Regions from separate parts of the Homo sapiens genome. Here all the other regions are linked to region 1. Evidence: chromatin loops called from intact Hi-C (ENCODE). Cell type or tissue: Calu3. All regions are shown on one strand.

Region 1 (8,000 bases):
TTACGGGGCAACTCCTCAATTACCTAATTTGTGGTGAGGGAGTTTTTAAGAAGGTGACCTTCTTATGAGCCGCAAGTTCCTCACCACCACACCTCCCTTTACCATCTCCTTTGTAAATTCCTCTTCCTGTGACTTAAATATTCATTTCTGAGGGGTCTAACCTTCTGGTCTTCCCTTCTTCTTCTTCTTTTTTTTGTTTTTTGAGACTGAGTCTCCTCTGTCCCCTAGACTGGAGTGCAGTGACATGATCTTGGCTAACTGTTAACCTCCAGCCTCCCAGGTTTAAGCAATTCCCATGCCTCAGTCTCCCAAGTAGCTGGGATTACAGAAGCCCGCCACCACGCATGGCTAATTTTTTTTAGTAGAGATGGGGTTTTGCCATGGTGACCTGGCTATTCTCGAACTCTTGACCTCAAATGATCCGCCCGCCTCGGCCTCCCAAAATGCTGGGATTACAGGCATGAACCACCGCACCCGGCTGGTCTTCCCTTCTTAGTCTGTATTTTGACACAGAAGCAGACCAACATTATAGTTCAGGGTGTAGGTTCTGGTGCCAGACTCACTGGTTTCAAATCTGGGCACTGCCACTTACTGTGCAGCCTTGAGGAAATAGTTGTTCTCTCTATGCCTCAGTTTCCTCATCTGCAAAATGGGAATAATAAGTATACCTACATTATAGGGTGTCAGTAATGAGTAAAACAGTGGGAGGATGTAAAGAGGGTGGATGGTGCTGGTGGAGTAAATGGCCCAGAAACTTTAGTGATTCTGATGCATCCTGGATGATTACATCCATACACGTGGCTTTGGTTAGCATCTATGTATTCAAAACTCCGAAATTCATTTTCCAGCCCAGATATGTGCCCTGAGCTTCAGACATAAATTCAACTGCTTCGTGGATATCTCCACTTGGACATTCACTGCGATAAATGTAATCCATCTAAAAGAGAACTCATCATCCTTCAGGTTAATTACCTGTTCCCCTACCACCATCTCCACTTCCATTCATTTACTTGGTTGCTTTTGTCAGAAATCTGAGTATCATTCTTGACTTTGTTTCCCTCAGCACTCCTTCCACCCCAAAAAACACACAAATAATCAATCACTTTGTCCAGCAGGCACAACCTCCTAAATGACTCTTGATTCTTCTGTTCTTTGCCATCCCTGTGGCCACTGCCACCAGGCAGGCAACCTGCATCTCGCTCCTGGATGGCTGTGGCATCCTGGGTATAGCCTTGTCTAGCCTCTCTCTTTCCTATACCACAGGCGGAATGATCTGATAAGAAATCCAATCAGGGTGCCCTCACTTATATAAACTGTCAGTAAGTACTCACCATCTTTAAGACAAACTATTTTTGATATGGTTTATATGTCCTGGCTTTGTACTCTCCTCCCCCCAATTTTATCTGATGTGACCACCTTACCTTCAGCACTTTATTCCAGCCATAATGAAATACTGTGTATTTCCAAAAGTTTCTGTGATCTGGTTTCACTCCAGTCCTTTGCACAGGGCCTTCCTCCATCTGGAACCCACTTTCCACCCTTCATATAGTTAATATCTATTTTCCTTCAGGTCTCAGATTAGATATTTTTGTCTCAGAAAGCTTTCCCCAAGCCCAACTCTTGACTGGATCTGCCTTCCAAATGCTCCGATGGCATCTTGATCTTACTTCTTACAAAGCAGTTCATACTATGAGAGCTTTTCCCCAACTCAACTGTGAACTTCTTCAAGTAGGAGCCTATGTCTAACCAGTGGTAGGCTGGAGTTGACAAATACCCGCTGGCTGGCGCCACTTGTTAAACGTCCTGAATTGTTTTGAACTGGTTGTTAAGCATAGCCATTATAAAATATCAAATTATATAAGTAAATATTGTATATTCAAAATGAAAATAATAAAAGCTTAAGACTCATTTCTTCCTAATTACTAGATTGTACTATAATCTATACTTTTGAGATGATATACATTCATGTTGTACGTCTCTCCTCAACTCCATGCTTAGTGGCAAAATATTGGTAGCTTGAAATTGGCCACGATGGTCTTATTTGCACATGAAGATTGGCAAATGCTATAAACCAAGGCTTGATTTATTGTTAGTTAATTGTCTAGACTCAAGAAACTGATGGAGAAATGTCAATAATGCAGATTAAACTTTAAAGCGTGTCATAGTATCTGTGAACAACACAAAAAATTAAAGAACTCTTCTATTATTGACACTTCAATTCAGCAAAGAAGTAGCTCAGGTCATTAACAGACGACACTGACATAGATCTTCGTAGTTTCAATCTTGTCTTATTCATTAATGTAAAGGAAAATGCAACCAGCATTCATGTTAGCCCGACACATAGCAAGCCAGTTGGCCATCACTTACCAGCACCCCACTGTATCTAACCCACTTTGATGTTCCCAGCACCTGGCATTAACCTGAAACAGAGGTGATACTTAGCAAATGTATATTCAAGACAAGATTTGTCAATTTACAAGTACATAAATATATGAAAACATGAACTAATGAATACAAGGAAGCCCAGAATGTCCCTAAACACCATCACTGCCTATTTATTTGGAGGAAAGGTTCAAAAAAGGGTGGAAACTCTGAACTGATACCCATGGAATGTGGAATGACTTTGCCACTGTCCTTTGAGTGTTGCCTGAGCCCCTTTGCCCAGGTCAGTGATCCAGAACAGACAATTCAATAAGTACAGTGTCAAGTTTCCCCAAGGGCATGTGGATGGCCTCTACATAACTTTCAATTAACACGTAATTGGCAAGATTGTTCTAGATTCATGGGGCCTTGGTTGTGTTCCTTTAGTGGTGCATGCGGCTTATATAAGCTGAGTGGGCTGTCTTTGAGAAATGTCCAGACCTTGAAGGGAAAATTTTCCTCTTTTCCATCACTAGCTTGTTTGCTGCAGTGAGGATATTTCTGGTTCTTGGCTGAGTCGGTCTCTCTTTTTGGCCCATGTACCCCTAGGGAATTGCTGCTGCCACAGATGGAAACTAATTGAAGAGTAACCGTAGGCTGGGACTGCAAACCGGGAGGGAGGAGGGCTAGCTGCAGGATGCCTGGCATCTCTATGTATTCTGACTTCAGCACAGTTTCTGAGCTTAAACATTCTGGGAAGTGCTTTACTGAGTGGGGCTGCCCCTGAGGTTTTCTGAGGGCCTTCCCTTACCTGATGTCAGCAAAGGAAATGTCCTGGATATAGTCCCCTAGGATGGCCACTGGTGCTTAGGAGTGTATCCTGGAAGGAAACTGCCTGCCTAGGTTCAAACCAGCGCTCTGGTTTAGAATCCAGGTAACCATGGGGAAATTACTTAACTTCTCTGTCCCTCAGTGTCCTCATTTATAAAATAGGAATAATATCAATGGAACCTATTTTACAGGGCTGTTATAAGGATTAAATGAGATCATTTGAACCCTGCCTGGCACATAATAAAATCTTCAATAAATTGTAGCTAATTTTTGTCTTTGAAGTGAACGTGGAGGAGACATCTAGAAACCAATAAAGACCTGGCTACAAGAAAAACCAATATGAGATTTAGCTTGGGAGAAAGGCTTCTTACAAAGGCTTAACCAAAACTCAGGCCTGGGTTTCCAGGACCGAATTAAGAAAGCCCTTTTTTATCCATGTATCTAATAGAGGGCAGTATGTTGCAGTGAAAACAGCAGGGCCTTTGGAATTAGACAAGACCTGGGTTTTAAACCTGAACTGAGTGACTTTCAGCAAATTGCTTCACTTCTATGAGACTCAGCTTTCAAATCTGTAAAATAGGTGAAACTATAAGAAGGATTTCAAAAGAGAGGATTAAATAAGGTATGGCATTATAATACTGAGCAAAGGGGAACCATGCTTGTTGAAATTGAAAGATCAATTCTAAGCCCTAGAAATTACTGATCCTATGTGGGTGGTGACATTACCCCCACTAAGCAGGCTGATTATAGAGATTAAATGAGGTGATCTATGTACAGACCTTAGCTCTGTGCCCGGCAAAAAGTAGGAACCATAAACAATAACAGCAGTGATTATTGGCATTGTCATTGATTTTTTATGCTATAGGCTACACATATTTTTGTGCTCCTACGCTGTGCCAGGCCCAGTGTTAGGTACGAGGGATACGTAAAGGAATAAGGCTCACATGGCCCCACACTTGGCTGCCTTCCGTTCTAGTTAGGGGCAAGAGAAGGGGATGGGAAACAGAAAGAAAGTAATGTTTTCAGACAACGATATGCTTTTGCATAAAATAAAATGGTATGATGGATTAGAGTGTTGAGGGAGGGGCCTTAGGTCATGTCAGAGGAGGCCGATCTTTGGCTCTGCTCACATAGCCGCAGTGTAAGAATACAGTTCTCAGGTCTTTGTGTCAGTTTGACAACTGCGCGAAGATAGAGGGGAGTCTACATAAGCAGGAACACCCCAGTATCTCCCTGGGCATGGCTGCAAGTCAACAAGCTGAAATCAGTGTGGACAAGATGGACACAACAGCCTCTTCCATGTGTGACCAGGTGACCTGACATAACCTCCGTGATTTCCTTACCTGCATGTGACCAATTCATCCACTAGGTGGCAGTGTTCAATAATAAACAATGACAACATTAACGAGCCTCTGGCCAACACTAATATCGCAGGCAGCCAAAGGACCATTAGCTAAGAACACCAACTACGGTTTTCCTTTCTAATGGGTGTACAGGATTCCAATTCCTGGCTTTGGTATGGTGACAATTTTCTTCTCAATCTCCTTGCATTTTATGTCTGAAATAGATAATGTTTTTAATTGCCATAACCGACCACATATTGTATGCCTGGGGAATGTACAAAGAGCTTTACAAACATTATTGCATTGCATTGCTGTACCAGCTTTGCAGTGAGTCGTACGATTCCCACTTTATAGATGAAGGATCTGAGGATCAGCGAGTAACACTTTGCCTGGATGCACAGCTGGTAAGTAACAGTGCTGGGTTCAAACCTGGTATCGGATGTCAGAGCCTAGCTATTAACCATCATGCTTTCCTGCTATGGATTTTAAGAAGAATTATTATCAAGATAAGTGCATTAGTGCAAAGTAAATTATCTCTGATATTAGGGCATTATATTTGTACTTATAATACTAGCATTCATACTACCAAATGGAGGATTTATGCAGCACTCACCTGGAAGCTGACGCAAAGCAAGCGGGGCCAGCGACACTTCTGCTGATACCTCAGGACAGGGCAGGCATATAGCAGCAGAGTTTTCTGACTATGACTGACAGTTCTGACAAGGTATCTTAGAGGAATGGAGGGCACACTGTCATTATTTTCTTTTTCACGGATTAAAAAAACAAGTCACAGAGAGGGAAAGTTGCTTGCCTGAGGTCCCACTGCAGTTCACCTGAACCACTCTCTGCACTTTCCCATTATCCTGAAAACTGGCTAATCAGAGAAAACCTCAACGTTCTGAACAAGTAAATGATAGTGTGATTCTGGGGAATACCTTCTATGATGTACTGGCAGATAGGGACAAATTATGTGTATGTATAAGAATTCTATAGCTTGAAAAATATTATTATTTTATTTCTGGAGGAAACAAACATATGGCTTAAATTTTCATCTTATATATTTTGAAGGGAGTTGGTGGATGATTTTCTTTTGGGAATCTAAGCCTGATTCTGCCATCAAACTAACTGAGTGACTGTGAGTAAGTTATTCCTCTCTGGGCCTCAATTAAGAGGATGAGATTAAGAAAATATAAACACACAGTTTGTCATGATGTTCTGGTGTGTAGCCCCATCAATTCCATATGTTTAGGTGATGGTATGCTAGAATTGGAAGGAAAGTTAGAGACAAATGGTATATTATCTTCATTTTACAGATGGGAAAACTGAGCCCCAGAGAGGAGTGACTTGTTCACAGTCACCCAAATAATAGATGGCAGGACCAGGCCCAGATTCCCAAAAGAGGACCCTTTGTCAACTCCCTTAAAAATATAGGAGATGCCGGTCAGGTGCGGTGGCTCACACCTGTAATCCCAGCACTTTGGGAGGCGGAGGCAGGTGGATCACGAGGTCAGGAAATCGAGACCATCCTGGCTAACACGGTGAAACCCTGTCTCTACTAAAAATACAAAAACTTAGCCTGGCGTGGTGGCGGGAGCCTGTAGTCCCAGCTACTCGGGAAGCTGAGGCAGGAAAATGGCATGAACCTGGGAGGCAAAGCTTGCAGTGAGCCAAGATCATGCCACTGCACTCCAGTCTGGGTGACAGAGCAAGACTCCGTATAAAAATAAAAATAAAAATAAAAATAAATACAGGAGCTGAGAACTTAAACCAGAAGCTTTTCTAGAGTGGGCTGTTGCGGGCTGGTCCTGCAAGATAAAAAAAATATCCTAAGGTTAAAAAATCTGCGAAGCACCAAGTCAAACTATTTAGCAGGACATGCCAGAAGCGTTAATATGCTAATGTTTATCATAAATCTCCCAAAAGGGAATTAGAGTATTTATATTTTGCCAAAATTGTTTAACCTCAAACTGTTTTTTCATTTTTTTCTTTGACTGTCAGATCTATGAACAGCTCACACAACAGTGTTTAATGGAATGCAACTGGGAAACACCAACTTAATTTTTGTTTTCTCAGTTTTCTGACGTATTTAGCCGTGGAATCTCATGTTTAAGAGGATAATAGGATAAATGTTTTGGGGAGCATACTTAGGAATGGCTTCACTGAGCAATGGACAAGGCAAAACTATCTTTGAACCCCAGTGTCCAGCTGACTTAAGGGCTACATTTGGATGGCCTACATGCCTGGAGAAGGTCAAGTATCATCAGAGGAAATTCAGCCTTGAGAAGGGTAAATTATTCATAATAGAGAGCTGTCTTTGTAAGAACCTTCTGAATGAGACCTGAAAGGTCAAGCTGTTACAATTGTTCTTTTTAGAGGACAACTCCTTTTATACAATATTTGAGAAATTAGCACAGATAGTAAGAGTTTAATACAATGAGTTAGGGAGTTAATGTCATTAAACAAAGCCAGAATTTTAGAAGTCAGACCAATATGGATTTGAATTTAGGCTGTGCAAGGTGTTAGCAGTGTGACTTTTGGCAAGTTACTCTAATTGACCTTCAGACTTCTTAAAATGGGGATAATAACATTAGTAAAAATTGGGATAATAACATTATCTATGGGAAAAAAAATGAAGACAGGAAATTGAAGGTGCCGTATATGTTCAGAATAATTGCTGATAAACCCCTTGGGGAAAAACTTGGGACCCCAAAGAAATGCTCAACTAACACAATATGTTCAATTAAGTGTTCTGCAGGGCAAAAGGATAAGAAATTCCAAGTGTGAGTGGAGGACTAACCTGGAAGTTCAGGTAGGAGCCAGTGAGTGGTGAGGCAGAGAGCAAGACAGGAGAAGGGGAAAGAGAGAAAAAACCTCACTTCACCCTCCAGATCCCTACTCCGTGGTGGTGCTAAGAAGAGGAACTCTGAGAATAAAAATGTTTGGGAGGAATTTTCACATGAAATTCCCTAGGCGATGTCAGCCCAATGTTTCACTACACAAAACCTCCATGAAGACAGCAAATCTCATGCAATGATTGTCTGCACTGATTCTGATTTTGATTTGATTTGATACCAGGTTATAACCACCACAGAGAGTTGTATAAGGACTCATAGGAAATGCCCCTAAATGGGAAGCAAAGCAAAGAGCTTGAGGTGTAGCTCACTTTATACAATTTGTTCTTGAATAATTGCCCCAATCCAATTTGTACACATTGAATCTTTTCTTGTTGAATTGCATCATCATCTCAAAGATGAGTCAGCACAGTAAAGGGGCCTGTGTTCTCTATTCAGCTCCACTAAGAAAGTCTGAGTGCCTTAGCCAGTTGCTCAGTCCACTGGGCCTTTGTTCATTCACCTGTAAAACAAGAGGTAGCAGGCATGGTGACTTATGAGACACATAATCTCATAAAAATGAGTTTGAAGTCATTGAGACCTGAGTTAGAGTCCCAGCTCTGCCACTATCTAG
Region 2 (8,000 bases), 400 kb before region 1:
TGGGGCTCTCTTAACAACACTGGTGTGATTATCTAATGAGACAATGTGTGAATCTGGCACACCGGGTAATGCGCACTGAATGGGAGTTATTTGGCTTTGTTAGGATTGACTCACATTAGGAATGAAACCTGGAATGAGCCTCTTCTGAAAAACTGCATCCCAGTTTATATCATTCATATACGGGAAGTTCTGGACATCAGATAACTGAGAAAATCGTTGGTCTGGATTAGGTTCGAGTAGCTGCCAATAAAATGCAAACATCAAGGCCATAAGAAAGGATAGAAGGACAAAAAAAAATCATACAAATTCCCTCTAAATGCTTTCAACTGTAGGACTGAAGGAAAATAGACAGTGTCCCCTATCCCTAATCCCATAAACAATGTAGATCATACATTATTAGAATGAACAGTATGTAGGATTCTGCAATGTGATGAGTAAAAATGGCTTGTCCTACTAAGTCAAATATATCTTTGATTCTTGACTCCTCTACTTACTAAGGGCAAATTTGTTCTCTAAATCTTAGTTTACCCATGTGTTTAAAAAAAGTGGTAATAATGTATTTCATACGATTGTAATCAGGATTAGTGGGAGGCTATTTATACAAAGTACCTAGTAGAAAACCTATGGTGACAAATGTTGATACATTTCACAAGTAGAACTCATTTCCTACTAAGAATTGTAGCTGTTTTTACAACTAATTAAAATACATTGGGGGCGGCATAGATAAGGTGTAACTAAAGTAACTGTTATAGTTCTAGATTTTACTAATTGAGATAAAAGATTTTTGCCCCCTTAACCATTCCTGAGCCAACATCACAGCAATTGTGTGGCTCAAATAGGCATTGTCAGTCCCACTTGAGAATGCTTCTGAAGATGACAACCATGCAACCTCAGGGTGTAATTTGTGGAGTGAAGCAGGGCTGTCTTGGAACTAAGCAGAATTTGCTTATGAAAAATGATCCCCCATTCTATGTCTTTGACATTACTGATGCAATGTCCCTATTCCAAAATAAGGAACTTGACTCCAAAAACAAGAGACACAAATGATGACTCCTTAGCCACTAAAGCTATTTTCCATTACCAGCCACAACTGGTGCAATTTTCTCCTCAAAAAAAAAAAAAAAAAAAAAAAAAAAAAAGGCCAAGCCCATTCCTCTTGGGCCCCTCATTCTTGTTTTGTATCATCACTCAATATACACTTTTGACCTCCCGCTATAACTGTTCTTCATCTGTTTGATGAAGATGGGTACCTTGAAAATCTGATGAAAGCTGTGGACCTCATTTATTTGAATACTTGTCAAATTTCACTTCTCAGGCTTTGTGTTAGATGCTGAGAATACAATGGTAACACATGTCAGACATGGTCCCTACCCTCATGAAGCTAAGAAGAAAATGGTACGTAACCAAGGATCACACAAATGCTGGGTATAATTTTAAACTGAAAAATGCTATGAAGGAAAGATAGTGTTATGTGAACTTACACCAAGAAGGTGATATTTGAGCTAAGAGCTAAAGTTGTGCTTCCCAAACTATGTAGAAGGGTCAGTTATTTTTGTTTGTTTTTGTCTGTTTCAATTTCCAATCCACTGAAATCAGTATGTGGTCTTATTATGCATTGCCAGTATGCAGCACCCCACATAGACACCTTGTGACTTGAGTTCAACAACCGTCAAACAAGCTTGGACCCTCTTCAATAAGATAAGTCCATTGATCATGTGTTTAGATGCTACAGCAGTGTCCAATTGCTATAAAAGTTTCTAAATGCTTCTCTCAAGTTCTTTACTTACAATAGACCTGCAGAAAAAATTCATGGACTAGAACCAGTGAACCACATTGAGTAGTACTGCTCTCAAGGAGGAACTGGAGGAACTAGGATTGGAGGCACTGTTCCAGGAATAGGTACTGGCATGTGCAAAGGTCCTGTGGTGAGAGGAAGACTGGTATGTAAAAGTGAAGAAGGAGAAAAGAAAGAAAAGAAGAAGAAAAAGGCCAAAGCAGTTTATGTGTAGTCAAAGGGGGGACAAAAGTCCAAAAGTCCAAAACAAGGCTTGAGAGGTATTTTGAACTTTTGTACCACAAAATTATTTTAATCTTTATTCTAAGAATAAGGAAAATATCCTGGACTGTCCTTTAACAGACCACTGTGGGGCTGCATGGGGAATAGAATGGAGTGGTAAAAGTGTATGTGGACAAACCCGTTATAAGGCTAGACTGATGGCAGTTGGATCAGGGAAATAGTAGTGAGGACAGAGAGAAGTGAAATATTTTAATACTTAAAATATAAAATTTCAGAACCTGGTGATGAATTGAATACGCAGATGACAAATGAGTCCTGGTTGCTGGCTGGCGTAAGTGGATTTGGATAGAGAAGCCAGTCACTGAGAGAATTTCCTGAGAAGATATTCAGGAAAGACAAAGATAAAGAAGTCCTTTGAGTTTAAGATGGCTTTGGGACATCCAAGGGGAATCTGAGTTGAGTTAATGAAGCCATGTATTTGAAAGCTAACAGCTAGAAAATACACTCTACAAATGTATACTATCATGACTGTCCCCAATATTGTATACTAACTTCTAAACTTAAGCCAGAGAGCCTGCTTCCTTTTGTTACTTCGTTTGGACATGCAGTCTTCCTTCTTACCTTTTTAAGAAGTGACACCATTTCCTGTGACCAGGCAGAAGGGTAAGTTACAACAGTCGTCTCAAACGTGTGTACAATTTCCTTGCTGGAAGTACTGGAGCGAATATGATACGGTCTCTTAAGGGAGAAAAGAAGTAAAAGTCTTCATTTGTATAGGACAAAAGAAAAAAAAAATTTCCAAATGTTTCCAAGCTAAACTTTCAACCGATAAAATATCTATATCAATTTCTAACCCTGTCCAGCTGACTCTTGCGTTGCCATATGTGTAGGTGGTCCTGTGTTGCCAGACCCCCTACTTTTTCTTAAAGAGACACTAGGAATTTATGGTCGCTTCTAAAATACCATAAATTTTAAAGTTGAACACTCCACTGAGCCAAACAAAACATTCAAGTGGACTGAATCAGCCTCTGAGATGCTGATTTGAAATTGTTTTATAAGGTATTATATAAGTATTAACACGAAATACTGGACAAGTCCTCAATAAATGGAAGTCTAAAAAATTATTATGTAAGGGTTGATTGCAAGTAAATCCAGAATTTTACCATACCATCCCTTTCACTGCAACATAATGAGGAAGCTCAGGACAGAAAACTGCTCAGAAAACATCAACTCCAGTCCCACAAATGCTATGAGTCCCTGGTTCCACAGAGTATGGCAGGGTGGAGAATTTTGTGATGAGGCAGAAGCTTTTAAAAAAAATTTTGGGGGAAGAACCAGGTTCTTCTACAGTTTTAATTTTGAAGAAAAGTAATTTAAAAAGAAAAGAAATTAAACAAAAGAAAACTGTGGATTAGCTGTAGTTTTCACAGCTTTACACTAGAGGACAGCCTTTATCTATATTATTTTGTAGGGGACTCACCAACACTGAAATTTCATGTCTCTTATGTGAACTGTAAGATACTCACAGCCAGAGATTATATCATTCTTGTTCATGAGACCAAGCATTCAGTAGGTGCACAATACATGTTTATTTAATGAACAAAATTTCCATATTCGATTAACTAGCCACAGCACAGTTAATATGGATATACACATTGATCACATGCCTGGCCCTTTTAAGATATTTAATAAATGACTGTTGATGGATGACCTAAATTGGGGGAAATGAAAGGGTTTAAGTTTTTCCCTGTAGTAAATCAGTGTTAAGAGGTAATATAAAATAATCATGTGTTTGAGGTTAAAAGGATTTGGTGCTAAACTTCTCCACTCAATTTCTGAGCTTGTTACTTCATCTGTAAAATGAGCTACCTCATGAGATTGCTGGAAAAATTAAAGGAGATAATATGTGTAAATTTCTCAACAGAGTGAGTGGCTAATAGTATTAGACACAATATAAGAGAGAGATTTTTATCATTATTGACACAAAGGTAAAAATGGGCATATGTAAATGTGAATGAATAGTGAACAGCAAAATGAGTCCTCAAGAAAAGTGATGGGAAGAAAAGCTTAATTTTACACATGGCAAGTCAATGTCAGCTATTCATGGAACCATGAAGTGCCAGGAGGTGGCCCTTGAAAGGGAGATTAATTCAAACATTTTTGCTTTTTAAGTAAGATCTAAAAACAACTGCCATATTTACCCCCTCAACACTAAATAAAGGACCATAGCTATATCATATGTCTTGGTAATTATATAGTAGAAATAACTCATTAACTCAATATCAGTAAAGGAGTGCTAGATGCTTTATCACCATTATCAATGTTTATTGGTAATTTAGTAGCCAAAGGGTTAGGTTACTCCATATGATTCAGACCATGTTTATCATTAAGAATCAGATTAGGCTTAGTATACTCAAGCTTCTAGGCTTATATGTGTATGCACATGTGTTTTTACTTTTTTCTGTGTTTCTTCTTGATTTTAATTCATTGCTGCTTCTCAACCTACTGTTTCTGGGCCACCTAGAAAATAAAATGATTTTATAAACAAATGAATTAACTGATGAATGCCACAAGCAGCTGGTTTAAGTGTGTACATTTTTCTCTAGTTACTTTACAAGGCCATATGACTGAATTTAATTTTTAAAATCTCCATGACCTGTTGGTTTATTAAAAAATAATCACATTGTCTTTATCTTATTTTTTAATTTACTTTTACAGTTCTAAATTTTAAAATTAATTTGAATTAATCAACTACCAGAATTGTATATTTATTTATTTACCAATTATTTATTGAATGCCTACCATGTTCCAGCACCTTTCTTAGGCATTGAGGGTACAATGAAGAACAAGACACATATGGTTTCTATGTTGGTGGGGCCTACAGTCTACTTAAGGAAGCATGTAAATTTATTATATAGACTGTATACACACACACACACACACTTAAATAAATGGGATACATGCTATAGAGAAAAATTACAGTATGCAGTCACAGTATATATCATAAAAGCCTAAGGCAGCATCTAAACTAACAGTGAGCATATAGAGAATAAACAAAGTGGAAAAGGTGAAATGTTATAAGGGAACAAATGATGTGTTGTGAATATGGTTGTATTTCAGAAGTGCAAAGGCAAAAGAATTGCAGCTAAGCATGTACAATGAGTACAAAACTATGTACACATCTATCCTAAGTTAACACTTTTGGATAATATGAAACTATAAAAGATGTGGACCTTTGCCTTTGCAATGGCAATGAGATAGTAGGGAGTTAGAGAGATGACAAAGCAGATTAATAGTTAAGGGACACATTCATTAAGACTGAAACCAAACTCAGAAATGATGAGAATGTTTTCGAGCACATTTTCTCATTAAGACATATACTTTTCTGTAAATAAAAATTTGTACGTATGGAGGAAATTGTTTAGCACACTTCCTCTGTGCTTGAGTTGTATTGATGCTTGTAATTAAATGTTACTTCCTTTTCTTCAGATAAGCTACATTTTGAAACGTAATTGCAGGTAGCATAGTTGGTCATTTTTTCCTAGAAGGTGTCTAAGTGATTTGTTTCTCCATTCATTCAATAACTGTCAGGCCTCTGAGCCCAAGCTAAGCCATCATATCCCCTGTGACCTGCACATACACATCCAGATGGCTGGTTCCTGCCTTAACTGATGATATTCCACCACAAAAGAAGTGAAAATGGCCGGTTCCTGCCTTAACTGATGACACTACCTTGTGAAATTCCTTCTCCTGGCTCATCCTGGCTCAAAACGTCCCCCGCTGAGCACCTTGTGATCCTCACCCCTGCCCACCAGAGAACAACCCCCCTTTTTCCTTTACCTACCCAAATCTTATAAAACGGCCCCACTCCTATCTCCCTTCGCTGATTCTCTTTTCGGACTCAGCCCACCTGAAACCCAGGTGAAATAGCCTTGTTGCTCACACAAAGCCTGTTTGGTGGTCTCTTCACATGGATGTGAGTGAAAATAACCATGTATTATATACCTATTTAAAGTTAAATATTGTGACCAGGTGCGGCGGCTCACACCTGTAATCCCACCACTTTGCAGGGCCAAGGCAGGTGGATTGCTTGAGCCCAGGAGTTCAAGACTAGCCTGGGCAACATGGTAAGACCCCAACTCTACAAAAAATACAAAAAATTTCCAGGCATGGTGGCATATGCCTGTAGTCCCAGCTACTTGGGAGGCTCAGGCGGGAGGGTTGATTGGACAGAGGAGGGGGTGGTTGCAGTGAGCCGAGATTGGGCCATTGCACTCCAGCCTGGGGGACAGAGCAAGACTCTCCTGAGGAAAAAAAAAACAGTTAAATACTGTGAATAATACTAACCTATATAAGATACATACTTTACCTTTAATGAATTAACAACCTAATAATATACAAGAGATAAAAAATAAAAATTGATATGCCTATAGATTTAATCCTTAAAAAGAAAATAGATTTAGGTGTTCTGATCTAGAAAGCTGTACATTTTATCTTATGAAATGAAAAAAAAAAAGGCTCAACAAGGTAAAACATACTTCTATTTTTGCTAAAACAACACATCTATCTATATCTATCTATCTGAAGATAGAGTATCCTTATGAGAACAGAAACAAGTTGGAAGTGAATGCAACAAACTGCTAAGATGGGGTTTAAAAGTCAAAGGGAGTTTAATTTCTTAATTGGAAATGTTCTTTGCCTTAGAGACTACAGCTGATTTTTGCTTTCATTTTCGTGGTTTTCTATATTTTCTAATAAGCTTAGATTCCAAAGATTCACAGGATACATAAAGTAAATAAATGTTTGGAAGAGATTCGGATCACTTTAGATAGGGAGGTCAGAGAATGTTTCTTTAGAGAAAGTGCTATTTTGTCATAGGTGATAAAGTATGAATAGAATTTGAATATAAAGAGATCTAGAAAAACCTCCCCAACACGAACTGGAATAGTTTAATAGTGTGTCCTTTCTTAGAAATGACCAAAATACTTGGCTATAAAGATTTTGAAAAGCCCTGCAATGAAGATATATCCTTTATTAAAACTTCATTTAGTGATTTCAAATCTTACGCAGAGTGATTTTTAAAGAAGACCAAGGTTTGCCTTGGAAACTCTCTTTATAGGCGAAGGAACAAGAGGTTAAAAAACCCAAGAGATGCTTTGAGAAGAGGAAGAAGTTCTAAGAGGCCAAAATGAGTTCATGAAGGGTCAGAAATACACAAATGGAAGCAAAATCTGAAACGTTGACCTAATTCCGAAGAATGCCAAGCTAAGACATCTGAAGTTTGTTGTGGGGAGTGGGCGGGGGTGCAGATAAGGCTTGTGAAGGGTGTGTATGTGTATGTGTGTGTGTGTGTGTGTGTAGCACTGGGGAGCAACAGTAGTTTCTTTTTCTTAACAAAAAAGGTCATATCTGTGCTTTAGAAAAATGAATTTGTCAAAGTTGACATATCAAATCACAGGGAACTAGCATAGAGGTAAAATAATATGGGAAGAAGAGAAACAATTTTCTTAGCAAAATTCTTTCCAGGCAGGCGAGAATACCTCTTTTAGATAGGTGATAGTTAAATACAATCCTAGGCATGTTTGAAGAATAACAGATAGTCGTTTGTCTGTTTCAACTCGCTCCTCTGCTTCTGTTTTGCTAGGTGTGTCATAAAAGATGAGGGCAGAGCACAATTGCTCTGAACCCCAGAAGCAGCTAGCAAGGGTCTAACACAGAAGCACAGCCACAGAAGGTGAGTAAATTGGCTGGGGAGAAAAAAATTAAGGGTGAAGTGGGAAAGAGCAGATATGTTTCTACTTTTAAGTAAGTGTATGTTTCTCTTCTCTGTTTTCCTATATAATCATGAGTAGCGTATCTACTTGTTCACTGGATTTATTTAGAAACTTGAAAAAAAAAAGCCCATCAGGAGATAAAAACAGGTAATATCCCTATGTAGGACTTACACATTTGGCTTACAAGGGTGGTCCTTTCACATCAATTT
Region 3 (8,000 bases), 310 kb after region 1:
ACTTCAGAGAGCACACAAATGATAAGAATGCAAAATAACCTTCTTGCTGACATAGAGAAGGTTTGAGTGGTATGGATAGAAGATCAAACCAGCCACAACATTTCCTTAAGCCGAAGTCTAACCTAGAGCAAGGCTCTCTCTTTTGTTCTATGAAGGCTGACAGAGGGGAGGAAGCTGCAGAATAAAAAATTTGGAAGCTAGCAAAGGTTGGTTCATGAGGTGTAAGAAGCCATCTCCATAAAATAAAAGTACAACATGAAGCAGCAAGTGCTGATGTAGAAGCTGCAGAAAGCTATCCAGAAGATCTAGCTAAGATCATGGGTGGCGGTGGCTACACTAAACAACAGAGCTTCAGTGTAGACAAGAGAGCCTTATGTTGGAAGAAGATCCAATCTAGGACTTTCATAGCTGGAGAGAAGTCAATAGCTATCTTCAAAGCTTCAAAGGATAAGCTGACCCTTTCAGTAGGGGCTAATGCAGCTGGTGACTTTAAGTTGAAGCTAATGTTCACTTACCATTCTGAAAGTCCTGGGGCCCTTAAGAATTACACTAAATCTATTCTGCCTGTGCTCTAAATGGAACAGCAAAGCCTGAATAGAGCACATCTGTTTACAGCATGGTTTACTGTATATTTTAAACCCACTGTTGAGACCTACTGCCTAGAAAACTAGATTTATTTCAAAATATTACTGCTCATTGACAATGCACCTAGTCACCCAAGAGCTCTGATGGAGAAGTACAAGGAGATTAATGTTTTCCGGCCTGCTAACAACATCCATTCTGCAGCCCACAGATTAAGGAGTCATTTTTGAGAAATATTATTTGAGAAATACGTTTTGAAAGGCTATCGCTACCAAAAAATAGTTCCTCTGATGGATCTGAACAAAGTAAATTGAACATCTTCTGGGACGCACTCACCATTCATTCTAGGTGCCATTAAGAACATTCATGATTTAAGGAAGGAGGTCAAAATATCAACATTAATAGGAGTTTGGAAACACTTGATTCCAACTCTCGTAGATGACTTTGAGGGGCTCAAGACTTCAGTGGAGGAAGTCACTGCAGTTGTGGTGGAAATAGAAAAAAAAAAAAACTAGAACTAAAAATGGAGCCTGAAGATGGGTCTTAATTGCTGCAGCCTCATGGTAAAATTTTAACAGATGAGGAATTGCTTCTTATGGATAAGCAAAGAGTGGTTTATTGAGGTGGGATCTACTCTGATGAAGATGCTGTGAATCTTGTTGAAATGACAACAAAGGATTTAGAATATCACGTCAATATTAATAAAGCTGTGTTAATAAAGTTAATAAAGCAGCAACAGTGCTTGAGCGGATTGTCTCTAATTTTGAAAGAAGTTCTGTGGATAAAGTGCTGTCAAACACCATAATATGCTACAGAGAAATCTTTCATGAAAGGAAGAGTCGATCGATATGGCAAACTTCATTGTTGTCTTTTAAAAATTGCAACAGCCAGCCAGGCGCGGTGGCTCATGCCTGTAATCCCAGCACTTTGGGAGTCCAAGGTGGGTGGATCACAAGTTCAGGAGTTCAAGACCAGCCTGGCCAAGATGGTGAAACCCCATCTCTACTAAAAATACAAAAATTACCCAGGCGTGGTGGCACGTGCCTGTAATCCCAGCTGCTCGGGAGGCTGAGGCAGAAAATTGCTTAAACCCGGGAGGCAGAGGTTGCAGTGAGTCAAGATCATGCCACTATACTCCATCCTGGATGACAGAGCAAGATTCCATCTCAAAAAATAATAATAAATAAATAAATAATAAAATAAAATAAATTGCAACAGCCACCTCAACCTTCAGCAACTACCACCCTGATCAATCAGCATCCATCAACATTGAGTCAAGACCATCTACCCGCAAAAAGATTATGATTCACAGAAGGCTCAGATGATCATTAGTATTATTTAGCAAAAAGTATTTTTTACTTCAGGCATGTACCTTGTTGTTTTAAACATAATGCTATTGTACACTTAATAGACTACAGTATAGTATAAGCATAACTTTATATACACTGGGAAACCAAAAAAATTTGTCCAACTTTATTGCAATATTCACTTTATTGTGGTGTTCTGGAACTGAACTTGCAGTATCTCTGGGACATGCCTGTATATTGTTATTTACGGATGTTTTTATAGGATGGATTTCATTAAAGTAAGGTTTACTAAGTTAAAAGATGTATATGTTATTTTAACAGCTACTTCCAGATTACCTTCTGAAAATCTTGTTGTAGTTTATGCTTCCATGAGTAAATGCTTGTTGTTTATTCCATCTCCAGGATAGAATGTTATATTTTTCTTTTTATACTTCCAACTGAGAGGCAGCATAGTATAGTGGTTTAGAGTTAGGACTCCCTTGGCTAGAAATACTGAGTACCTGTCTCAGCTCCAGCAAGTACTAGTTGTGTACTTTTAGCTAGGACACATTACTGCTTTGTGTCTCAGATATGCTGATCTGTAAAAAGAGGATGATATGAATACCTACCTCATAAAATTGTTATGAGTGTAAATGAATTAATAGTTTTAAGACTTATAACAGTGACTGGCATAGAGTAAATTCTTTATGCATAAAGGTTAAAAATTAAAAGATTCATCAGATTAATCTTTTATAAGATTAAAGATTTTAAAAATCTTAATTTACATCTCTTTACTAATGAGTTGGGCATATTTCTATCTATGTCTTGGTCATTTTCTTTTCCCTTTTTCTGAATTTTTCATTCCTATTTTTGCCCATATTTTTACTGAGCTGTTTGTCTTTTTACTAATTTTCATGAACTCTTTGTATATCATAAATAGTAACCCTTTTCCTGTCATTTTTATCTTCCATAAGTGATTTTCTTTTTATGATTATAAAAATAATCAGAATTTTTAAAATTAACATAAACCTTCAATCAGTATAGAACTATAAAAATCATTTTAAACCCATAGTCTTAGTCTATTTTGTGTTTGTATAATAGAATACCACAGACTGGGTAATTTATAAAGAAAAGAAATTTATTTCTCACAGTATTAGAGGCTGGAAAGTTCAATATCAAGGTGCCAGCATCTTGTGAGAGTCTTCATGCAACATCACCCCATGGCAGAAGCAGAAGGGCAAAAGAGCACCCCGGGGAGGCAGGCATCAGTTTTTAACAAGAGGTCTTATTTGATTCTGATGTGCAGCCAAGGTTGGGAATCAGACAATGTAACCCTGAAATGTCAATCTTAAGTCAATTTGTTTCTAAATCAAAGTGTTGCTAGTAATTACTACTGCCATCTGTTGGTGGGAGGCAGAACTGACATTCTATGGATATCTATGAAAGGCCATGTTTTTTAAATTCTTAGAAATGCATCTTTGTGTTTATCCAGACCTTTTTAATGTAAATGACTTCTCAGGTAACTTCCAGCTGTAAGATTCTTGAAGTTAATATCAAATTTGTATTTATCTTCTTGGTTCTGTATATTCCACGGTAATAAATGACAGAATGCAGTGTGATACTTCGGAGGCTTGGTCAATCCTCGGTGATCAAAGATTCAGTGATATTTATCCTAATAGTAGGAAAAAGTAATACTTCATCAATAACAGTTAAAAAACAGCAAAAACAATTTTTGTGCTTAATCCTAACCAAACTAACCAAAAATTAAACCACCGCCTCTCCCAATCCCACTCTCCCCAGCTATAAATGTTAATTGAAATTTTCCTCTACTGGGGTATTTTAAGATGTCTCTTTTTTTCTTGTGGCATTACACAATGTAAAACATCAAAGGAAATAACAGGAAAGGCAGTGAACAGGGAAACACACTTTGAGAAATAGTGATATTGGCATAAAAAGTAAGTGTCTGGGGAAAAAATAAGATAAAACTGGCAGAATTACAGGTTTCTGCATGAGTTGGTAATTAGCGAGTTTATCTTCTGAGAAAAAGGTATCTTTCCTCTCCTTTTTATAGTCAGGCCAAAAGAAGTCAATGACACAAAGAGCATGAAATTTTTTGCCATGCAAACCATTTTTGATGCACTGAATTTAAAATATATACATTAATTCCCCAGGCAGCTTTTATGCATTTATTATTCTTACAGCTGGCCATAGGGGATAAGTCTTTCAAATATATATTTTATATGTCTTTGAAATATAGATATTAAACATAGATATTTTATATATTTATGTATATATGTATATATCTTTGTATATGAAGTACCTTTTAATCCAAAACGTCTTCATGAACTGAAACTTATTGCTGGTCTATTGTAGAAGTTAGTACTTGGTTTCTTCTATGCACCCTAGATTTGGACTGTGTTCCAGGAGAGTGTCCTTAAGACTTGGGTTTTTCAGCCTTGGAACTGTTGACATTTTAAGCTAGATAATTTTTTGTTTCAGGAGGAGCTACCTTGTTCATCAAAATGAGTTTAGCTACCTCCCTAGCTCCTGCACACGGATGCCAGTAACATCCCCTCTATTGTGGCAACCAAAAATACCTCCAGACACTGCCCAGTGGCAAAATCGCTCCTAATTGAGAAACACTGATTTAGAGGATTGAATGCTTATGGCCCTGCTTTCGTGGGATGAATTGTCATTTCTTTAAAAACAACTTATCTGATTCCTCAGTCTAAGTTAGAGCCCCTATTTCTTTCTCTCATGAAACAATATACATCTCTTTGTAGCATCAGTGACAGTTTATAACAATGTATTTACTTAGAGACATTAATGTCTTTCTTCCCTGTTAGACTTTAAATTCTACCCCTTAATCTCTTTTGTTCACTGTGTACACATACTACCTAATACAGTGATTGGCACTTAATAAATGTTTGTCAAATGAAAGAATATAATTCTAAGATATTTAATGACCTGAAACACAAAGCCTGACTTGGTTCAAAGAGGTTTTTCTTCTCAGGCTTATTTCAATCTGTATGACAAAGCCAGTAAAAGAAGAAATTAGGGACATATTGAGGCTGTTGAAGGGTGTGAGCAGGGAAATCTCAAAATTATATTATTTGGATAGGATTCCCAGGGGGTTTTGGCGGGGTGCTGGTGAGTGGCAGTTTCATTCTGGAAACAACAGCTCTGATATGTCGCTGTAAGCCAGAGCCAGCCTATCACTCCTGCTTTCTGAACACCATCCACCATTGATCCATGGAAGAAACAGGTTTTTTGACCAAAGTGAGGTTTAACGCTCCACTAATTCTTTGAGGGAAAATGCCCCAGGACCAGGAGAAATATATCTATAGAAAATAAACATCAGTATAGATAGCACAAGAGGCCTTTAAATGCTTCTTTTCACGTTTTTAAAAAATGGAATTAAGATGCATATTTTTTAAAATGAAAAATGACTGGCATTCTTCCTACTGAAAATGAAAAGTAATTTAATTTGTTAGTGGTTTATTTTATTTGACAGTCATTGTACATACTCTATTTGGTTTGTTACACTGAATTACCCTTCAATAATGGGTACACACAATGCCAGACTCTGCCCCCCAGGTTGCTTTGATAATTGGATGAGCGTCCATATTGTTCAAGATTTTCATGACAATGAGGACGGAGCTATTTGCAAAACTCCTAACCAGGAGAGCTTTCAGCTTTTTAAATTCTCAATAAAGTTAATCTCTATCCAATGACCAATCATTCCCCTGGCTACTTTTCCTAAGCAACCTTAACATTATATAATCATGACTGAATTCCCTTGGTGGATGGAAGAGATGCTAAAACCTCATAGTCAATATAGAAAAGTCAGAAAATCTTCCCCAAGCAATCTTTCAGAATGGACCATTTTTCTACAATTGGAAGTTAATGGTAAGAATGCTAATAATAGCTACCATAGGGGCTGGAGCCAGACAGCTGACATCCAGGGACAATTCTACCCCTTGGCAACAATATGACCTTGGGCAAACTTCATGACCTGTGTTGCTTCAGGAGTTACATCCATAAAATGACAATGATCTTAGTACCTACTTCATAAGGCCATTGTGAAGATTCAATAACATGATGTGCATAAATGATTAGCACAATCCTGGCACAAATCATGTCTCCATAAATGTTTCTTCGTTAGATGGTATGTGTCAATCGTCATGCTAAGTTCTCCTAACAGTGCTACTGAAAATGTTACATATCCCCAACGTTAAGGAGGGGAATACTGATATCAAGAAAGACTAAGCAGCAAACCCAAGGCCACATGGTTGGTAATTAGCACAGCCAGGATCCAAGCCCAAGTCCACATAACTCTAAAAACCCTCTTATACCATTCAAATTGTGTGCTTGTGTACCTCCAGAAGAATTTTGAATAGCTATGTACTTTCCTGAGCTTTTTAAAGTAGGTAACTAAGCATTTCCATTGTAATGTTAAATAATTGCAGAAAATGTGATTTCAAAGTATTTTAAACATTGGCAGTTTAAAATAAAGCTTTTATATCATCTTTTGGTTGCATCCAGTGGGATTTAAATACCTCATTACTGGATACTCACCAATACCCACTAAAAGAATATGTGAACAAATTTTTTTTAAGTCAAAAGCTTCATATTATTATTTTTTCTTCTTCAAACATCTATTTTTATTGCATTTCCCCTAAATCATGTTAAAAGGTTTTTGATCATTTCTATGACAAATATAGATGTAAATAGACTTTTTCTTTTATGAATATATGACTGTAAGACTTTAAAATTATCTTCTGGGTTTAGTTGTTGCTTTGACTATTAATAGAACACAATACATCAAAACAGCATAAACATATAATTCTGACAAATGATGAATAAATATAAAAAGTAACATTTTATTAGAAATGCATCTCATAATGATCTGGGGATGGGGGCGTCTATGCGGCCTTGATTAAAAGTATCATGCAAATGTCCCTCTCAGGAATGTTTATGAATTGCATAGTACACCTTGGTAAGATTCAGGATAAGTTAAAGTACATCTTCTATATCTTTCTTTTGAAAAAGGAAGAAGGAGAACCTAGGCTGTGGGTACTCCTGAGAAGATCTGATTTTAGGAAGGAGAACATGGAAGTTAGGAACGAAGAAATGAATTTCCTTAAAACTTTTTCACATAGTTCTTAGGAAGTCATCCACCACTGCTGTTCCTAGGGGAATGGTATTCTCATTGAAGACGGCTGCTCTGTACCACTGAGCTGTATTCTTTGGAATTAGGATATTTATAGGAGGACCCAATGCTCTCCCATTTTTATGACAACTTACTCCCTCTTCCTTGAAAATGAAGTCTGGGTCCCAGTTGTTACTAAAAAGTCATGAAGGCTGTTTCTTGAAGGAAGCCCAGTGAAAAGGCAAGGTGATAAATTTGAAGCGAGGCCGGAATCTGGAATTTCCAAGCCCCTCTGAGAGATTTACCGTCTAGTGCCTCAAGATGGGATAACATATTCACCCTCAGATTCTCCACTGGGCCTCAAACCTGTGGTCCCAGAGCACCAGGGTCAGGGTTTCCGTATACCTAGGATGAGGTGGACACCCAGGACTTCCGCTCTCATCTTTGTCTTTTCTAGGTCAAGCAGCCTTCCCAAAAGGGGTGGTTTGAGTAAGAAGAAGGAGGGGGTTACATATTGCCTACCTCCTCTAAGCTTCTCAAGGATACTCTGTGTGGCAACTTCTCAGCATGTAGTAGATGCTCAATAAATGTTTGTTGAAGGCCTTATCTGGGGCCAGTGTGTGGTTATAACCTTCCTATGTGCACTTCCTAATTGATGATACAGAACCCACCAAACCCCATGACCTTGATATATACTGTCAGTCTAAATGTAATCTCAATTATTTGGAGAGGGGAATGGGGAGCATCTGTTGAACACTAACAAGGAGATATGGAGCAAGTGTGGATTTAAATTGACAGCAATTTTTTCAAAAGACCCCATAATGTTGATTATGTTGTACGTATCATAATGAGCTGGGGATGGGGTCGTCTATGGGGCCTTGATTAAAAGTATCATGCAAATGTCCCTCTCAGAAGTGTTTATGAATTGCATAGTACACCTTAGTAAGATTCAGGATAAGTTAAGGTACATTTTCTATATC

The links. A loop is a pair of places that touch in the nucleus more often than their neighbours do. Peaks named below come from ENCODE experiments on the same cell type or tissue, not always from the same donor. Only the 100,000 strongest peaks of a DNase experiment are listed, where the experiment ranks them.
Region 2: a loop joins it to region 1, with 2.5 times the contacts of the local background. A loop is called at or near these places in 8 of 110 quality-filtered maps.
Region 3: it touches region 1 in a loop (11-fold over the local background); 54 of 110 quality-filtered maps call a loop at or near these places.

What each region holds. Positions count from the first base shown.
Region 1 is chr5:146,962,799-146,970,798 of GRCh38, reverse strand. It overlaps a transcript of PPP2R2B not described here. Among named protein-coding and RNA genes, the nearest start is that of PPP2R2B-IT1, 47 kb to the right of the region's middle. In Calu3, a CTCF peak has its summit at 4,550 (motif pointing right); a DNase peak (open chromatin) is centred at 4,558.
Region 2 is chr5:147,365,409-147,373,408 of GRCh38, reverse strand. It overlaps STK32A (serine/threonine kinase 32A), which reads right to left. Exons shown (of 13, transcript NM_001112724.2): 9 at 2,639-2,755; 10 at 115-240. Among named protein-coding and RNA genes, the nearest start is that of STK32A, 130 kb to the right of the region's middle. In Calu3, a CTCF peak has its summit at 3,460; no DNase peak of the experiment used is centred here.
Region 3 is chr5:146,657,611-146,665,610 of GRCh38, reverse strand. The region is part of intron 5 of PPP2R2B (protein phosphatase 2 regulatory subunit Bbeta); the gene reads left to right. Among named protein-coding and RNA genes, the nearest start is that of PPP2R2B-AS2, 98 kb to the right of the region's middle. In Calu3, a CTCF peak has its summit at 3,156; a DNase peak (open chromatin) is centred at 3,270.